Linked DNA regions of Homo sapiens: region 1 is linked to region 2. Evidence: read pairs that join two places in POLR2A ChIA-PET (ENCODE). Cell type or tissue: PC-9. All regions are shown on one strand. Each heading gives the region's core, and the rest is flanking DNA. Links, peaks and the distances in the headings are about the cores only.

Evidence for each region. ChIA-PET counts read pairs that join two places held together with the same protein. Peaks named below come from ENCODE experiments on the same cell type or tissue, not always from the same donor. Only the 100,000 strongest peaks of a DNase experiment are listed, where the experiment ranks them.
Region 1: POLR2A ChIA-PET joins it to region 2 with 7 read pairs; 1 of 35 experiments calls an interaction of 5 or more read pairs at or near these places.

Annotation. Positions count from the first base shown.
Region 1 is chr1:41,856,480-41,864,715 of GRCh38, reverse strand. All of the region lies in intron 1 of HIVEP3 (HIVEP zinc finger 3), which reads left to right. Among named protein-coding and RNA genes, the nearest start is that of HIVEP3, 58 kb to the left of the region's middle. In PC-9, for the core only: no CTCF peak of the experiment used is centred there; DNase peaks (open chromatin) are centred at 2,235, 2,735, 4,255 and 5,522; H3K4me3 peaks cover 1,404 bases; H3K27ac peaks cover 3,299 bases.
Region 2 is chr1:43,018,125-43,026,360 of GRCh38, reverse strand. It overlaps the pseudogene LOC124904715. Among named protein-coding and RNA genes, the nearest start is that of SLC2A1-DT, 63 kb to the right of the region's middle. In PC-9, for the core only: no CTCF peak of the experiment used is centred there; a DNase peak (open chromatin) is centred at 4,630.

The sequences.
Region 1 (8,236 bases), core at 1,877-6,876, 1.2 Mb after region 2:
TACCATTCAGCTGTGTCACTGGTTAGCTGCTGGCAAGACATCTGTGAATTCCTTTCCATCCTGACAGAAGCAGTTTATCCATTCTGCATATCCAGAGGTTCTCCTCATGACTCAGAGCCCCTCTGAGAAGAGAAACAGGTGAGCCAGGTGGTCTACTTACACATGTTCCAGTGCCCGGTTAGGGTAGTTCCAGCTCCTCTGTCTGAAAGTTGCCCATGACAAACTATTTATGGAGTAAGTAGGAGCATCTCTATGTGAAAGAACCAGCCTGAAGATGGCCACAGCTGCCTCCTTGATCTGTTCTTTCCGGGGCTTTAGAAATGGTGAGAAGTCACACTAGTTTTCTGCATCTTCATTTTCTTATCCATAAGACATAGGATGGGGAGATGATTGTCTGGCTCTGACCTCCTCTAAGTTTCTGTAACCCTCCAGCTCTCTGCTTGCTACGCACACCCAAATGTGAATGGTTTCTTCCCTCTCCTTTCCCTTCCTGTGAACCCGACCAGGGTGCTATAAACCCAAAGGAAATTTGGAAGGAAGGGAAGAAAAGGCCTGTCCCAATCCTGAGCCCTTGGGGAATCTCCAGTGGAAGAATTTAGAGAGTCTGTAGGGGAGAGCGGATGGGAAGGAGGGGAAAATGCAGAGCCAGGAGGGGCTGCCACTTCCTTTTGGTGCAGAGGATGGAATCTTCACCTCTCTCCACGTCTGATTCCAGGATGGATGATTTAGGGGGAATTTTCTGCAGATGGCTAATCCCATTCAGAAATTCTTCTTAGCTTCTATCAATAGTTGCGGCCCTTCTTAATCTGGATGTATTTGCTCATTTCCTGCAATAATCAGCTCTCACAATCGTAAATTTTAGAGCCAGGGAGAAACTTAGAGGCCAGCTTCTTAGCTTCAGCTTGACAGATGGAGAATCCTGGACTACAAAAATTTAAATGACTTGTCCAAGGTCACACAACCAACTAATTGAGAGAGGTAGAATTACTAGGATCTAATTTACATACAGTGAAATGTACAGATCTTATGTGTGCCGTTAGATCAATTTTGACGAACTCATGCACATGTGCTGCCCGCACCTCCGCTGGAGAACCAGAATTAGAATCATGCTCTTGGCTACAAATGCAAAAGTACAGAAAGCATAATGCCCACTGGGATTTCAGCTTCCATTTGGGAAGACCTTCCTTTCTCTGAAGGTCTGGTCCCCACTCCCTGAACTGGCACATGGTATCACCTCCCCTTTCCTTTCTTCTTTTGTCCCATTCCAAGAACCTATATTATTTTTGAGCCGGAGTTCAGATGTCTTCCTAGTTTAGTCAGGGTTGTCTAGGAAACTAGAAATAACTGCAGATTCCAGGCTCTACAGATCAGGTGATCCTTGGCTCCTCTCTTCAGAGCCATGTTAATTCCTGCCATCCTTTTCCAGCGTTCTCTGCTTTTTCCTGCCCTCACATTACTGGGATCACCCCCACCTTACGCAGTTTACTTTCAGCTCCCCAGCAGAAGCAGATCTGACCCTGCAGCTTAACTTCCCAGGAGGCAGTTGCTGGTAGCAGTCGATGCTGGGTGACATGTGCACAGATGACTCTGCGTCTGGGAACGTATGTGACAGTGGAGGAGGAACGCCTGTGAAATTCAACTTCTGTTTGACTCATCCTTGCCTTCCAGGAACTGGAGGAGGTGTGCATTTGAGACTGTTCAAGTCCATTTCACCTTAAGCATTGCTCTTGTGTGTGTGTGCATTCATTGTTTCCTTCCCTCCCGCTGCCATTCAGAATAACTGCAGCTGTGAGCCACTGCACTTGGGGTTACCATCTGAAAGGGAACCTGCTTATCTTCCGTCTATATCTGCCAAGTGAGAAAACTTGTCTCTACGTCAGTAAAGCTGGGCAGTGATGATATCCCTTGTTTTCAGGGATCTTTATCTGATTCCCTTGCCTGACTCCTAAAACCTAAGTCTCTGACCTGCCCTCCAATTCTCTTTTCACAACAAGCTGCCTGTCTTTGTCAAGATCTGTGGTCCACAGTCCTGTTGAATCTGTAGTTCATTTCTTAGACTCCCAGTGTGTCTAAAGAAATAGGAGGCAGGAGGCAAGCTTGGAGGGAATGGGAAATGTTGACAGCCATGCAGAAATGGATGGGGAGAGATGCATGCCAGGATGTTTGCAGTGGCTTGGGGGTGGAGGCAGAGGAGGTGCTGGGTGGCAAAGAGGAGGGAAAGAGAGGGGAGAGGGGAGGAGAAAAGAAAACAATGACTCAGTTCTTACACACTGAAGCATATGCATAAGTGTGAAAATAACTAAGCCCTACAGTATTTCAGCAGAAGGAAGGATTAGAGTTCTGGATTTCTGAGGATTTCTATCTTGTTCTCATGACTGCTCTTAGCTTATGGTCAGATAAATGTTAGGGGAGCATCAACGGAAGGAGCAAGAGAGGTGGAGAGGAGTGCAGAGCCCACACTTGTTGCTTATTTGTTTGGACAGACAGCCATTTCATTGGTGGATAAAACTTCACTTAACTTGTTAACTCCCCTTTGAAATGAGGAAGCATTGTCCGTAGCCTCGTGCTTCCAGTCAGTGCCACCTTTGGGTGGTCTGGCCTTTTTAAGTTCTTGTAAAGCTGCTCGAACCTGTGTCTTTATGTCTGACGATGCCACCTCCACCTCACATCCCCCAAGTTTTAAAATTCAGAACTGCCCCTGACTCATCCTTCATCCGCCCCCCGGCCAAATTTGTTTCCAAGCCCTTTAGATATTTGCTTTGTGGTATCTTCCAGATCTATTTCTTTCTCTCCCGTTGCCAACACCGTGGCCAGCCTGGTCTACACTGTAAAAGCTTTCTAATGTTCTCATCACCTCTCGTCTAGTCTGCATCCCCACAAAAAGCTAAAGTCTTGAAGTTTTTATTTAATTATGTTAATCTGCTGTTCACAAGTCTCCAACTGCTCCCTGCAGCTTATTGGAGAAAGCCCAAGCTTCTCTGTGTGGGATTCAGACCTCTCTGAAATCTGGCCTCCTTCCTTCCTATCAACGCTCTCATCTCTGCCTCCCTTGCACAAATCCTCCTCCCAGGGCTGGAAATGCAGGCAGCATGTGCAGGATGCAGAGCCTGTCTCATGCGGCGCTCACAGTCTCCCCACATCCCCAGAGGCCAGCTCACTTCTTAGCCACCTGCCTAAAATTTCCCCACCCTTCAAGGTAAACTCAATCCATTTTCCCATAAAGGCTGACCTGCATCCTCCTGAAAATGCCAGCTGCCCTCTTGGGCCTCTAGCAGAACACACTCCTGGATTCTTTGTGCCTTGATTTACCGTATTGCCAGCTACCATTGTGAATCTCATCTCCTTGGTTAAATCATAAGCCCTTAGAGTAGAGCAACTAGGTTTTTCTTTTTTCATTTCTTTTTTATAACCCTAGTGCTTGGCCTGGTGCAGTGTGCTCACAGGCCTCCATGAATTATTTTGGAGGAATTAAAGTGGACTTATCGGGCAAGCTACAAAGTGACTTTGTGTATTCAGCTATAACATGGTCCCCAGATGGAGCATGGTGTAGGAGTTTTATTTGGAGTCATTAGCCATTCTGCCCATACTGACGGACACAGGCAGTGCTATAGGCTGTGAATGGCACACAGCTTTTAACCACCACCCACCTCCAGTGCCCTGGCTCGAGTGTGCTGAGGGGCTGGCAGCAAGGCCTCTCCTCCCTCGTAGTTCGGGATTTTAATCACGTTGCCAAGAACCTAGTCCTGGCTTTGCCTCAATCTGATTCCACCTCCCTCCTGGAAGATGTTCTTCTTTTTGCTTTATTTTGGCTGCCAGTTTCGCTGCTCTGCTGCTTTCAGGTTTGTGTGCTTAAGGTGTGCCCACAGGAAAATTAGCCAGAATTCTAATTCCACGTGTGACTTCTTCGTTAGTGGAGTAATTTAAGAGATGTGAGTGTTCTGTTTCCAGCTGGCATTATACCTGTGGGGGCCAGACCCAGCAGGAAACTCCAACAATGGCAATGGTGGAGATATTAGGGGGAAATATCCCCTTAGTGAAAATGTAGAAGGTCCTCTGAAAACACTGCAAAATTTTTGCAAAAGGAGGGCGTCAGATACATTCAGATCCCTTTCCAATCCAAGAATAGTTTATTCTCTAAGAGCTATCTGGCTCCAGGTGTCTGCTTACTACAAACACAATGGAATTCTCCAAGTCCTAGCAGGGTTTTGACCAGCTCAGGAGAAAATTGCTATGTAAATACCTGTAGGGGAGTGGGGTTAGGAGGGTGTTTATGTCAAATTCTTGTACCAAAGCCAAATGCAAAGCAGGGAAAAAAGTTATAGCTTGAGATAAACAGACCACTGGCCCCACCTTAGGAGTCTTTGTGCTATGCTGACCTTGATTATGAACATGTTTGTTGTGGTAGGATTTGATCTATGACCACGAAGGTTTTCCATCTTGTCAAGGGGGAGATTTAAGGAATTCCCCCACTGTGGCATGCTGTAGCTACTAGAGGCATAACCATGTCGATTTGACTCTTCTCTCCGATATAACTGGGGTGTCTTTATGCAGAAGCTTATGAGAGATGTTTAGGCATCAAATCCACCTTGGGAAATCCTGGTGGAGGTCTTCAGAATCCAGTTGTTGATCCGCAAGCCATCTTTTCTTTGAGGTTTGCCTGCTACCTTTGCTGGTCTGGACAAGAGTGAAATGATCCCAGTGTAATAAAGGACTTCAGAGCTCATCCAGTTCTGCTGTCCACAAGGCACAGAGATGCCCAGTTCCCTGATGGGCAACCACCTGGCCCTGCTCAACCCTTCCCAGCGGTAGGGAGTTCACTTTGAGGCCACCTACTCTGCTGCATCTAATTATGAAAACGGGCTTCCTTTTTAAACATGAACAGGCAATTCGCAAGAGGAACAAGGCAAATGAAAAACTGTTAGTCATCCCTGGTAATTAAAGAAAGGCAAATTAGAACAATGAAAGGTTGTTCTTTCCCCTAACAAATTGGCAAAGATTGTCTAAAGGTTAGCAGTCAGCGTAGATGAAGGTTTGAGGAGATGGGCTCACACCTATTTCTTAAAGACTATTTGGCAATATGTGTTAAAAAGCCTTAAAAATCCCAAATGTCCTTTGGCTTGGTAACTTCAGAGAGATGCTCTAGGTGGCCAGTGGTGGAGGTAGGATGTGAATCCAGGCAATCTGTCTCCAGAGCCCACATCCCTACCCTTACATTCTCCTGCCTCTTGTAACAGACATGTGGAGTGGAAAATAGGTACTAAGCGGTATGTAGAATATGACCCCATTTTTGTTTAAAATATTGAAGACATGACATTACTTTTATAATTAGAAAAAATTGTTTACGAAAATCTATTTTTTAATATTTAGCCAAATTCTGATTTTCCTTAGCCATTACCCATTTTTAAAACCCATTCATTTACCAAATTTTCATTGAGTTCTTTCTATAGGCTGGGCATGGTGCCAGCTACTCTGGTTCGGCAGGGTAGAAAACTGGCCAGGCCCAGCTTCCATGCCACAGGGGAGACTAATGATAAATAAGTAAACAGACCCTAGGGGCAGTCATTTGTTGATGCCAACTGTGTGCTGGGCATTCTTCTAACTGATGTTGATGTTTCATAGATTTACTCTTTCAATCCTTTACATAATTCCTTTAATAACCCTGGGCAGCATATAGCATTAATACCCAAGGCCACCCAGCCAGTAAGCAGTGGGGTCAGGACTCTCCAGCCTGAGCTGCCAACCTCTCCAGCTTCTCCAGCCTCTCTTCTTACTGATGTATTATAATCCAGCCACAATGGCCTTCTTTCCTGCCTCGGAAGCTTTGCACTTGACATTCTGTCTGCCCAGGCACCCCCTCTCCCACTAGACCCCCTCCTCATGCAGGTCACAGAGGCCTTTGCTGAGCTGCTGGTCTGGTCCATCGTGACTTCCCTCTTACCCCTGTAGACATTCTCCATCACTTAACATCACATCATCTTGTTTTACTTTCTTGTGGCTGTTTTCTCTCTCTGACATTATCTGACACTGTTTCACCCGCTGGATTGTAAGCTCTATGGAAAACATGATCCTTGTCCATGTGGTTCACCCACTATCCCCAGCACCTAGCATAGTACCCAGCATAGGGTAGGTGTTACTGGAGACAGTGGGAAATGAATAAATGAGGGATGATGAGCACATATCCTAGGAGAGTGGTCTCCAAAGTGGGATGTCGGTGTTGGAGACCATGGAAGGTGAGATGGTCCATTGTGGGGCAGGAAGAAATTATGATTGAGAAGTAGATAGACACATAGGAAGATGACCCACACACATCTCATCCTTTTTCCCATTTTTGTGAATGACAGGGCATGAATATAATTTATAAATAAACAAATGTGCACATAGGCAGGTACACTCAAATGTTTATTGTTAGGGCATATGACCAAAAAGCTTTGGGGATCACCGGCCTAGAAGGAGAGTCAGACAAGGAAACAGTCCATTCCAATATGGTGGAAAAGGTGTCCCAACAGAGCAGAGTGCTGTGGTAGCATCTGCAGGGCCACCTAACCTTCCGTGGAGCATTGATTACTGGGTAAAACTTATGTTTTCCATTATTTTGTAAATGTTAGGAATGATCATTTTTAAAACTATTCAAAAATACATAAGCTCTCATTTTTAGACCATTAAAGCAACCTGAATGACCATAGCCTTTATGGTCATTGTCGTAATAAATGGTGAGAGAGAGAGAGAGAGAGATTGATTGATTGATTGAGATTTCACAGTTAACTAGTTGGAGAGGCTAACTCCAAAGAGTTATATGGCTGTTAAGGAACTGTGGTGAAATATCCAGGTTGTCCTTGCTTTCTGAGCTGCAAAAGTAATCTGAAAGTTAGAAAAATAAACATACATTGAAACTCCAGTCTTCTAGCTTAGAGAGGTAATAGGAGGTAGCAGGGGAAAAACTTGGGCTTGAGTCTCACCCCTACCTCTTTCCTTCTGCATGACTTTGAGCAAGTCCTTTTCTCAGGACTCCCATCTACAAGATGGGCATGAGGATGCATACCTCATAGGCATCATGTTGTGAAAATGAAACAAAATTGCTTGGTGTGGAGTGGGTCTTGATGAATATTAGTTCCCGTCTAGTTCCTCTGTTTAAGGAGAAAACCCCATGTTATTTAGAAAGGGCCTAAACGTACATCCTTTAGAACATCATCAGGAACATGATTTTTTTTTTTCTATACTTGGTTAAACTGAGTTGTACTTGAAATACATTCTTCTTTAAATCACTTAAATTGATTTCATGTAAACCACAGCCACCCTTCCTGGGGTGGTATTGACCCTTGATATTTTACTGGTGATACCATCAGACCAACCCTCTTTTCTTCCTGGGCTTGACCTCAAATGATGCCACAGCTGGATTTCTGTAGTACAAATAACTCTTGTCTTCTAAGCATGGAGGGTTGCAGTTGGATGGAAGCAGAGTAAACAGAGAGAAGCCGGGACCTTGGCTTGGGAACCACCTGTGTCCAGGGAGAGGGGCCTCTTGTGGAATGGGGGAGGAGGGCTGGATGGCCAGTTTGGAGGAGAGGAATTGGATCAGGAAGGGGAGGACTGAGTTGGGCAGAACTCAGCAGATTCCTTGGCATGCACTGCAGAAGGATTCCCTGAAGGGCTGCACAGAAAAGAAATGTGCTGTGTGCTTGGCAGGCCAGAAACCACAGAGAACCTGGCAATGCTTTTTGAGGATTTGGGAGCAGAAAAGCAGACTCCCTAGGTGGTTATTTATAGAGCCGCAGCAGTAATGATCAGTTAGAAAAAATAAATTATAACTCAGTTGAACCTGAAATAACTTTTCTTTTGCAACCCCAGGCATCCCACACGGGCTGTGTTCCTGCCGATAGTGTTCCTGGAGGCTGAGGGTCAGTCCCACACCAGGCTCACTTATGCCTCCCCCAAGCTTCAGCGCCGTCAACAAAGCAAGGAGAGGGAGTTTCTGGGTAGAGATGGGGAGAATTCTGGCTGGATGACTCCTTTTCCCCTGCTGCACCTCCCAATTTGCTAAATTGTCCCTCCCTTCCTCCCTCAAGACATCTGTAACATGAGGCATAAGGTGTGCTTGGAGGGAGTGCGGAATTTGTGGCATGCTGAGCCTTCAACTTCTGCACACCTTGTGCACGTGCATGTGCGAACGCCCGCTTGTTTTCTGCACCTGTGTTTTGGCTGCAACAAGAGCTTCTGATTGTAATGTTTTTGGAGAAGC
Region 2 (8,236 bases), core at 1,634-6,633:
TAAGGTCACTAATCTCATCACAACTTCTCCATTTTATCTAACCCTAATTATCTCCCCAAAGCTCCGTTTCCAAATACTATCACATTGGGTGTTATGGCTTCCAGTGAATTTAAGAGGGACACAAACACTCAGTCCTTAACAGGAGTCTCAAGAACCAGGCAATGGGACTAGCTCACCTGAGAGGGCTCTGCTGTGCCTGATTCTGTGCTTCTGGGGAAGTGAGGACCATGTGCACCCCACTGCTGAGGATCCAGTGTGTATCAGGCGGCTGAACTTAGGCAGGGTGAGGAGTTGAGAACCAGACAGAATGACTGAGTGGTTCACCCATCGCCCTTTCTGCTCTGGGGTTGGCGATGCAAAGATGAGCAAAACCACTCCGGGTTATACCACTCCGAGCAAGTCACTTACCCTCCTGCAATCTTAACTTCTTCATCTGAGACAGGGTATGACAGTGCCACTTTCTCATAAAATTACTGTGAGGACAGAATGGGGAAATGTATGTGAAGGCACAGAGTGGACGCCTGATGAGCACCCAGCAGATGCAAGTCACCACTTAAGAAAACTAACAAAAATTATAAGGGGATGGGACACACAGAAACCCAGATGGGGAGAGCATGGAATAAGAGGCGTGGTGGCAGGTGTTGACGGTGGCAGAGTCTCCACATCAGAGGAGGCTTAGTTTGCACAAGTACCCCCTTGGCATTCAGGAAAAGCTTTTCAGTAGAAGGGACGTTTTGAGCTAAAACATGAAAGAAGGCTGAGAGGCTGGCTGTGGTGGTTCACTCCTCTAATCCCAGCACTTCAGGAGGCTGAGACAGGAGGATCGCTTGAGCCCATGAGTTCGGGAACTGCCTGAACAACAAAGTGAGACCCCGTCAAAAAATTAGAAAATTAACCAAGCGTAGTGTTGTGTGCCTGTGGCCCCAGCTGCTTGGGAGGCTGAGGTGGGAGGATCGCTGGAGCCCAGGAGATCGAGGCTGCAGTGAGCCATATTCACACCACTGCACTCCAGCTGAGACCCTGTCTCAAAAAAACAAGAAGACTGAGGAAGTCGTGGAGTTGGGGGCAAAGTTGCTGTAAACCAAAGGATGAGAAACAGACAGGCTGCTGGGCTAACTGGAGAAAGAAAATGGCTCAGGTGACCACACAAATCGATTCACTCATTCTCCCATTGGTCATCAGTCACCTCCCACAGCATCACCGTGGACCCTGCTGACAGCCAGAACCACTCCAGCTCTAAAACTCTAACTCCCACACCTCGCCAGCTGCCCACAGCCTCTCCTCTTCCCACTCACCAACTGCATGAATCCCTCCGCTTGTGCTCTCTGACGACACAGGCCCCTCCAGCCACTGGCCCTCTACTTTCTTCCAGCCCATCACCCTCTTCTTCCTCATGTCCTTCCTTATCACAGCTCAGCGTGGAGGTGCAGTGTCTCAGTAACGGTCTTTTCAATGCTATGAGTTCTCTTCCCTGTGTCTTCATCTCACTGGTCAAGCAAACTCCCCCCCTTCTGCATCCTCCCATGCCTGTCCCTGGCAAGCCAAATGCTGCTGAGACAGTCCCACCACAGCCAGAGGCTTCCCCATAGCTCCAGGACCCTCACTTCGAATGGGCCTTGGACACTGCTCAGTAATCAACCACTATCCATTGGCATCTTAAAAAACTTCACCACTCCTCAAACCTGTACCCCTCTGCCGTTATTCTTAGAGATGACACCACCTTCTACTTAACAGAGAAAGAAGATGCCACCCCTTGTCTTCTCCCATTGACACACACACACACACGCACACACACCTGCGTGCACACACATGCATGTGAACACATACACATGCAGACATTCAGAGACATGCACACACCCCTACATCTACCCTCTTCTCTTTTCCTCTGTTTCAACATGGAAGCTGTCGCTCTCATCTAAAGCCAACCCTCCACCTGGATTCTGGTGCCCTCCCTTTCCCTTTCCTCAGGAACCTATGTTTCTTATTATCCCTTCTTCTCTTGGATTTTCTGTCTCTACTTCTAGATAAGATCCTTTCAGCTAGCCTTTATACACAGTCAAATTACATTTTTTTTTTTTTTGAAATGGAGTCTTACTCTGTTGCCCAGGCTGGCGTGCAATGGTGCGATCTCAGCTCACTGCAACCTCCGCCTCCGGGGTTCAAGCAATTCTCCTGCCTCAGCCTCCCGGGTAGCTGGGATTACAGGTACCCACCACCATGCCTGGCTAATTTTTGCATTTTTAGTAGAGATGGGGTTTTGCCATATTGGCAAGGCTGGTCTTGAACTCCTAACCTCAGGTGATCTGCCCGCCTCAGCCTCCCAAAGTGCTGGCATTACAGGCATGGGCCACCGTGCCCAGCCCAAATCACCTTCTTAACCAAAAACAAATGCCACCTCTGTCGCCTTCTCATCTCCCTCAGCAACCACTCACTCTCTGTTTCTCATCTCCACTGCAGAGGCAGGGGCCGTCTGCACTGTCTCCATGTCCTTACCTCCCACTCGTCTTTTCTGACAGCTCTAGGGAGGCAAAAGTGATGTACAATGAACTGCACATACTGAAAGTGTACTATTTGATGAGTTTTGCCATATGTATACACCTGGGAAACCCTCACTATAATAAAGGTAATGAACATCTCCATCACTCACAAATGTCCTTGTTCCCATGTACAAGCTTCTTGCTCCATCACTCACTAAAAATACCCTTGATAAAGGTACCAGTGGTGTGCTTGCTTCAGTAGCACATACATTGAAATTGGAATGATACAGCTGCTCAAGGATGACACACAAATTTGTGATGTGTTCCATATTTTTAAAATGTCTTTATTTTAAAATGGTACCAGTGGGCTACCTCTCACCAAACCTGATGGGAAATGGTCATTGTCTCTCAGATGTCTCAGAAATATCCTAAATTCAATCTGTTCAAAACCAGACTGATAGGCTTATCCCCAAACCTACTTCTGCTCCAGTAGTACCACCAGGAATTGTTCCTGACACACTTAGGCAATGCTGCACAAAGCGCCTTCCACTTCACCTACACAGCTGCCTCCATCCCCTCCTCTCCATCTCCATCATCACCACCTTAGCCTCAAACTCCTTAATCACTCATCTGCAGCATAGCAGTGGTCTCCTAACAGCTAACTGTATTATGTTGGTGCACACACTTCACCTCCAAGCTGCAGCCAGAGGGATCTATTTGGAAGGCAAGTATGATCATGTAATCCTCACCCGCATTTATTATAAAATATGGACTAAGACTGAAATCCATAGCATGGCCTATAGGGCTTGTGAGGTCTGGCCTCTCCTCTCCTCTCCAGCCCTCCCTTACCCCATCCCCACCTTGCTCTCTGGGCTCTTACCACACTGGCCTCTTTTCAGTCCCTTTAACTAACTAGGATTCCCCATCACAGGGCTTGGCACATGTTGTTCCTCATCCTGAATGCTTTCCCATTCATGCTTCAGACCTTGGCTCAATTATCACTGCCTCAGAGAAGCCCTTCCTGACTTCACTAAGTGAGTTGAACGTCTTGTCCCATCTTCACTTAGCACTTAGCACCTCACCTTTGTAGTGGGTGCCACAGCTGTGATTTGATTATCTGTGTGCCTATCTGTTTCACTCACAATTCACTTCCTTTACTAAATTCCTAGGGAAGAGACAGGGTATGTCTTTCTTTGCTCACCATAGTAGCCTCAATGCCTGACCTAGTTGACCTAGTCCCTAGCATTAACAATAAATATGTGTGAAATGAATGAGCATACAGTGAGTACCTACTGTGTGCCACGCTCTTCTGCATATTCAGTTGCATTTACTCCTACCGCCAGCCTTTCCAGTTGGGTATTTTGTTCTTTATAAATGAGATGATCAAGGCTCAGGGAAGCTGAGAAACCTACGCATGGTCACACAGCTGGAAGTGACTGAGCCTGAGTCCTTGTCAGCTACCAGCTTCCTGGAAGGGGTGAGGGAGCATCTTCATATCCACTCCCATGCTCCATGGGTCTGTGCATAGGAGGTGCTTTACAGCATTACCTCAGTTCGCCCCCAGAATCGGCTTGTGATGTGGGTGCTCCAACCTTTTCCAAATGCAGTCATCTCATTGAATTACAGAAAGATTATGTGAGCAGCCTACAGTTACTCAGCAAAATTGCAGAGCTGGCCTTGTAATACAGAGTATCTGGGATGTTTTCACCGCACTGGGCACGATAGAACAGGCAGGTGAAATCAGCATGGAGGAATCGTTAACTCCCAAACAAAGGTCTGAGCTGGGTGCTGAACCTCCCCTCCGGTCACACTCACCACTCTGAGTCATCTGGGCTTTGGAAAATGCTCTTTCTTGGAGCTGCTCTGTTGGTGCATGACCCTGGCATTGGAGAGTGTCCAACCAAAGGGGAAGCAAGGGTGGGAGCCATGCTACATCCTGGTGCCAACTCAAGGAGGCTCATGTCAAGAAGGGAGGTGGCAGCGTGTCCCTGCAGCTGACCTTCCACCTCAGCTTAAAAATAAATTCTGGTTTTGGGGTGGCTTTTCCACCGAGTCTGTGTCAGCCATCATCTTCCCTCTGGGCACAGTGTGGAAGCACGGGGTGGGTGCGGCCCAGGAGGACGGTGCCAGGTGTCTGCAGGCCCTGGGCAGGATCAGCCAGTATCCAGCTGGACTAGAACCAAGAGCCCTTGGGCGCTGGAGCTGCTTGGGCCTGTGCCTCCCTGCCTGCCTTTCTTGTGAGATGGGAGAGGCTCATCAGCTGCGGTGGCTTATGGTAATAGTGGGGTTCCTAGGAAGACTTCTCTAGGCTGGCCAAGTGAAGACCACCATCTGACTGGTGGGATGGGCAGTCTGCCCACCTGCCTCCCTGTGGTGGATCCATTGGAGACCCCATGCTTTCCTCTGCAGGCCCACGGCTCATGCCTTCCTTCTAGGTATAACTGAATAGAGCAGTGTTTCTCAAATTATCTACAATCGATCTCAGACCCATCTTTTCAGGTCACACCCCTTGCATGTTGTGGCAATTCCAAATTACTATAAAACATTTCTAATTTTTTACTCAGGATTTTGGTACTTAGCTCACTGTGGTCTAGGAACAAGGAGTTAGCTGATTTGCATGGTCCACGGACCACACTTTGAGGACCACTGGAATCGAGGACCAATTGTCGGCTAAGATCTTGGGGGCGTGAGTGAGGGGACCCAGAAATGAGAAAGACCCTGTCTGTTGCCCTGGAGGAGCACAGGCTCTAGAGAAAGAGACCTGAATTCAATCCTGCCTTTTCACCTGCTAATAATGTTTGGCAGGTACTTCCTTTTGTTGTGCCTCAGTTTCTTTATCTGGAAAACAAGGATACCTATTATAGAAAGTAGCTATTGTTTCTTTCTTCTCATTGTCTGGACAAAGATATATAGCATCTGATTTTCCTTTACATTTGGGTAGATTGACCCCTTCCCATGGCTTCAGGGATGGGGATATAACCTAAGTGTGGCCAGTTAGCAAATCTGATCTCCCTGGTTTATGATTGGTCCAGAATTGTGCACACACCCAAGCTGATGCACTGAAGGTCTGTCATGGACCCCTCGCTGGATGTGTTGAAGAAAAGATGCTGTTTTTCTGCTGGGGTTGCTAAGTACAAGGATCATCTTTCTGAAAACAAAGTCAGTACAGAAGAAAGCCAAGCCAAAAGATGGAGAAAAAGGCTCCTTGAAACAGTGTTTGAGTGCCTGGTTCCAGACAAGCCTAAAGCTACACTGATTCATGGAACTTTCAATTAGGTGCTATACATCTTTTTAATTTTTTCCTAAGTTGGTTTGAGTTTAATTTTGTTACCCACAACCAAAGAATTTTTTTTTGTTTTTGTTTTTGTTGTTTTTTGAGATGGAGTCTTGCTTTGTCACCTAGGCTGGAGTGCAGTGGTATGATCTCGGCTCACTGCAACCTCCACCTCCCAGGTTCAAGAGATTCTCCTGCCTCAGCCCCCTGAGCAGCTGGGATTACAGGCACCCGCCACCACGCCCAGCTAATTTTTGTATTTTTAGTAGAGATTGGGCTTCATCATGTTGGCCAGGCTGGCCTTGAACTCCTGACCTCAAGTGATCTGCCCACTTTGGGCTCCCGAAGTGCTGGGATTACAGGCATGAGCCACTGTGCCCGGCCAAGAAATTTTAAAATACCAATCATGAGATGAAGTAATATATGAAAAGGGCTCACCACAGTGTCTGACACAGATTAAACACCCAATAAATGGAAACTATCATCATTATTCTCATCATCCAGTATCCATTGAGGTGTATTATATGCTGTGTACTGGGGATATGAAGATAAATCAGATATAATCTGTCCTTAAGAAGTTTCCAGTCTATGGGGAGGTATGAATCAAAGAGACCCAATTCTTGTAACAAACAGGGAAAAAGTCCATCAGGGTCAACAGAGCTGGACTAACCAAGGGTCATGTGGCTGCAGGAAGAGAAAGACACTGACGGGCTGGCGCAATGGCTCACACCTGTAATTCCAGCACTTTGGGAGGCCGAGGCAGGTGGATCACTTGAGCTCAGGAGTTTGAGACAAGCCTGGCCAACATGGTGAAACCCCGTCTCTACTAAAAATACAAAAATTAGCCGGGCGTGGTGGCACGTGCCTGTAGTCCCAGCTACGTGGGAAGCTGAGGCAGGAGAATTGCTTGAACCCAGGACACAGAGGTTGCAGTGAGCTGAGATTGTGCCACTGTACTCCAGCCTGGGCAACAGAGTGAGACTCCATCTCAATAAATAAATAATAAAATAAATAAAAATTGACTTTATTATAATTTTTAAGGAAGCTAAAGGCAAGAGAAATCCAACTGACTAATGCTCAGAAAAGATTTCCTGGTCTCTTCAGCACATAATGTTCCCTGCTAGTTTCACCCTTTTGATGCTTCCTAAATAAGACATGTCCTAGAGATGTTCATTCCTGCTGAGATGCACCATGCTCTTGGTATTCTGTCTTTCCCCTGCTCATTCACCCCACCCCTGCACCACACCCAATCATTTGCCAAATCCTGTTCATTCAAACCCTGCAATGGTCTTTCACAAGGCCGTCCCCTCCTGTCCATCTTCCCACTCCCCCGGCCCTGCTGCGCACACAGCCTCTACCCAGGATCCACTATATCCCATCTCACCTCCTCTTCCCACAGCACATTCCGGAGCTGGTGAGAGCTTCTCATTGCCTAAGAAATAAACAGCAAACCTCTAGTGGGACTGCAGGGCTTCCATGAACACTTCTCACTTTCCTTTCTAAAACAGGTGCTATTGGTACCCTGCCCATGCCCCTTAGCCCATCTGGAAAGTCACCTACGGATTTTGTGAAGGATTCTTGTACACACTGGTGGTTTCACGCCTCAAGCATTCACAGTCCTCTGCCCCAGGGCTTTCTTTGGTGGCTGGAGGTGGCTCACCCACCTGGGCAGGGTTGAATAGCCAGAGAGTTGATGTCCTGGGGAGCAACCCTCAACCACTGGAATTCTGGACCTACCAGAATAGGCAGACAAATACTCCAACATCGTTGCCTTTCTGCGGAACAATTCTAAAGTGTGTTGTACAGAGTCTCTCAGAGGGTCCTCAGTTACCCAACTTACTCATCTTTTATTGGCTTTCCTCTCTTCTCTGCCTCTCTTCGCCACTTCTTCACAGTGCTCCCTTCAACATCCTCTCAAATAAAATACTTGCCCACCCTCTTAAATCCTTGATTCAGCATCTACTTTGTGAGGTGCCCAAATCAGGACACTTTCAAAGCCTAGGCATAATTCCCATCACACTGTGTCATGCACCCTTAAGTACAACCAACTTAAAACTATATGCCCCCTGCTTTCACCCTTCTATGACTTTGTCTGGCTGTACCTTCACCTTGAAAGACTTCCCACTTTCACATCTGTCCTCTCCCATCTATTGTTCAAGAATCAACTCAGGTTTCAGTGTTTTTCATGATAAGCACAAGGAGTGATCCCTCAATGCTTTGAACTCCAGAGCAGTTTATCACTTCCTTCAGCATCACCTTTGTCCTCCAGGTTTCTCAACCTAGCGGAGTCTATTGACAAACTCTCCTTTACTTTTGTTCAGCTGATGACCCCCATGGCCGGATCTAAACCTTATCATTACCCAGTTCTGGGATCTTAGATTCTAGTGTTTCCTGGATGACCACAGATACCTTTGGCTTTCTTGCTCCAGGGACACCTGCTCTATGAGGTTATCGAGGTCCCCAATCTCTTCCTCCCTATCTCTCA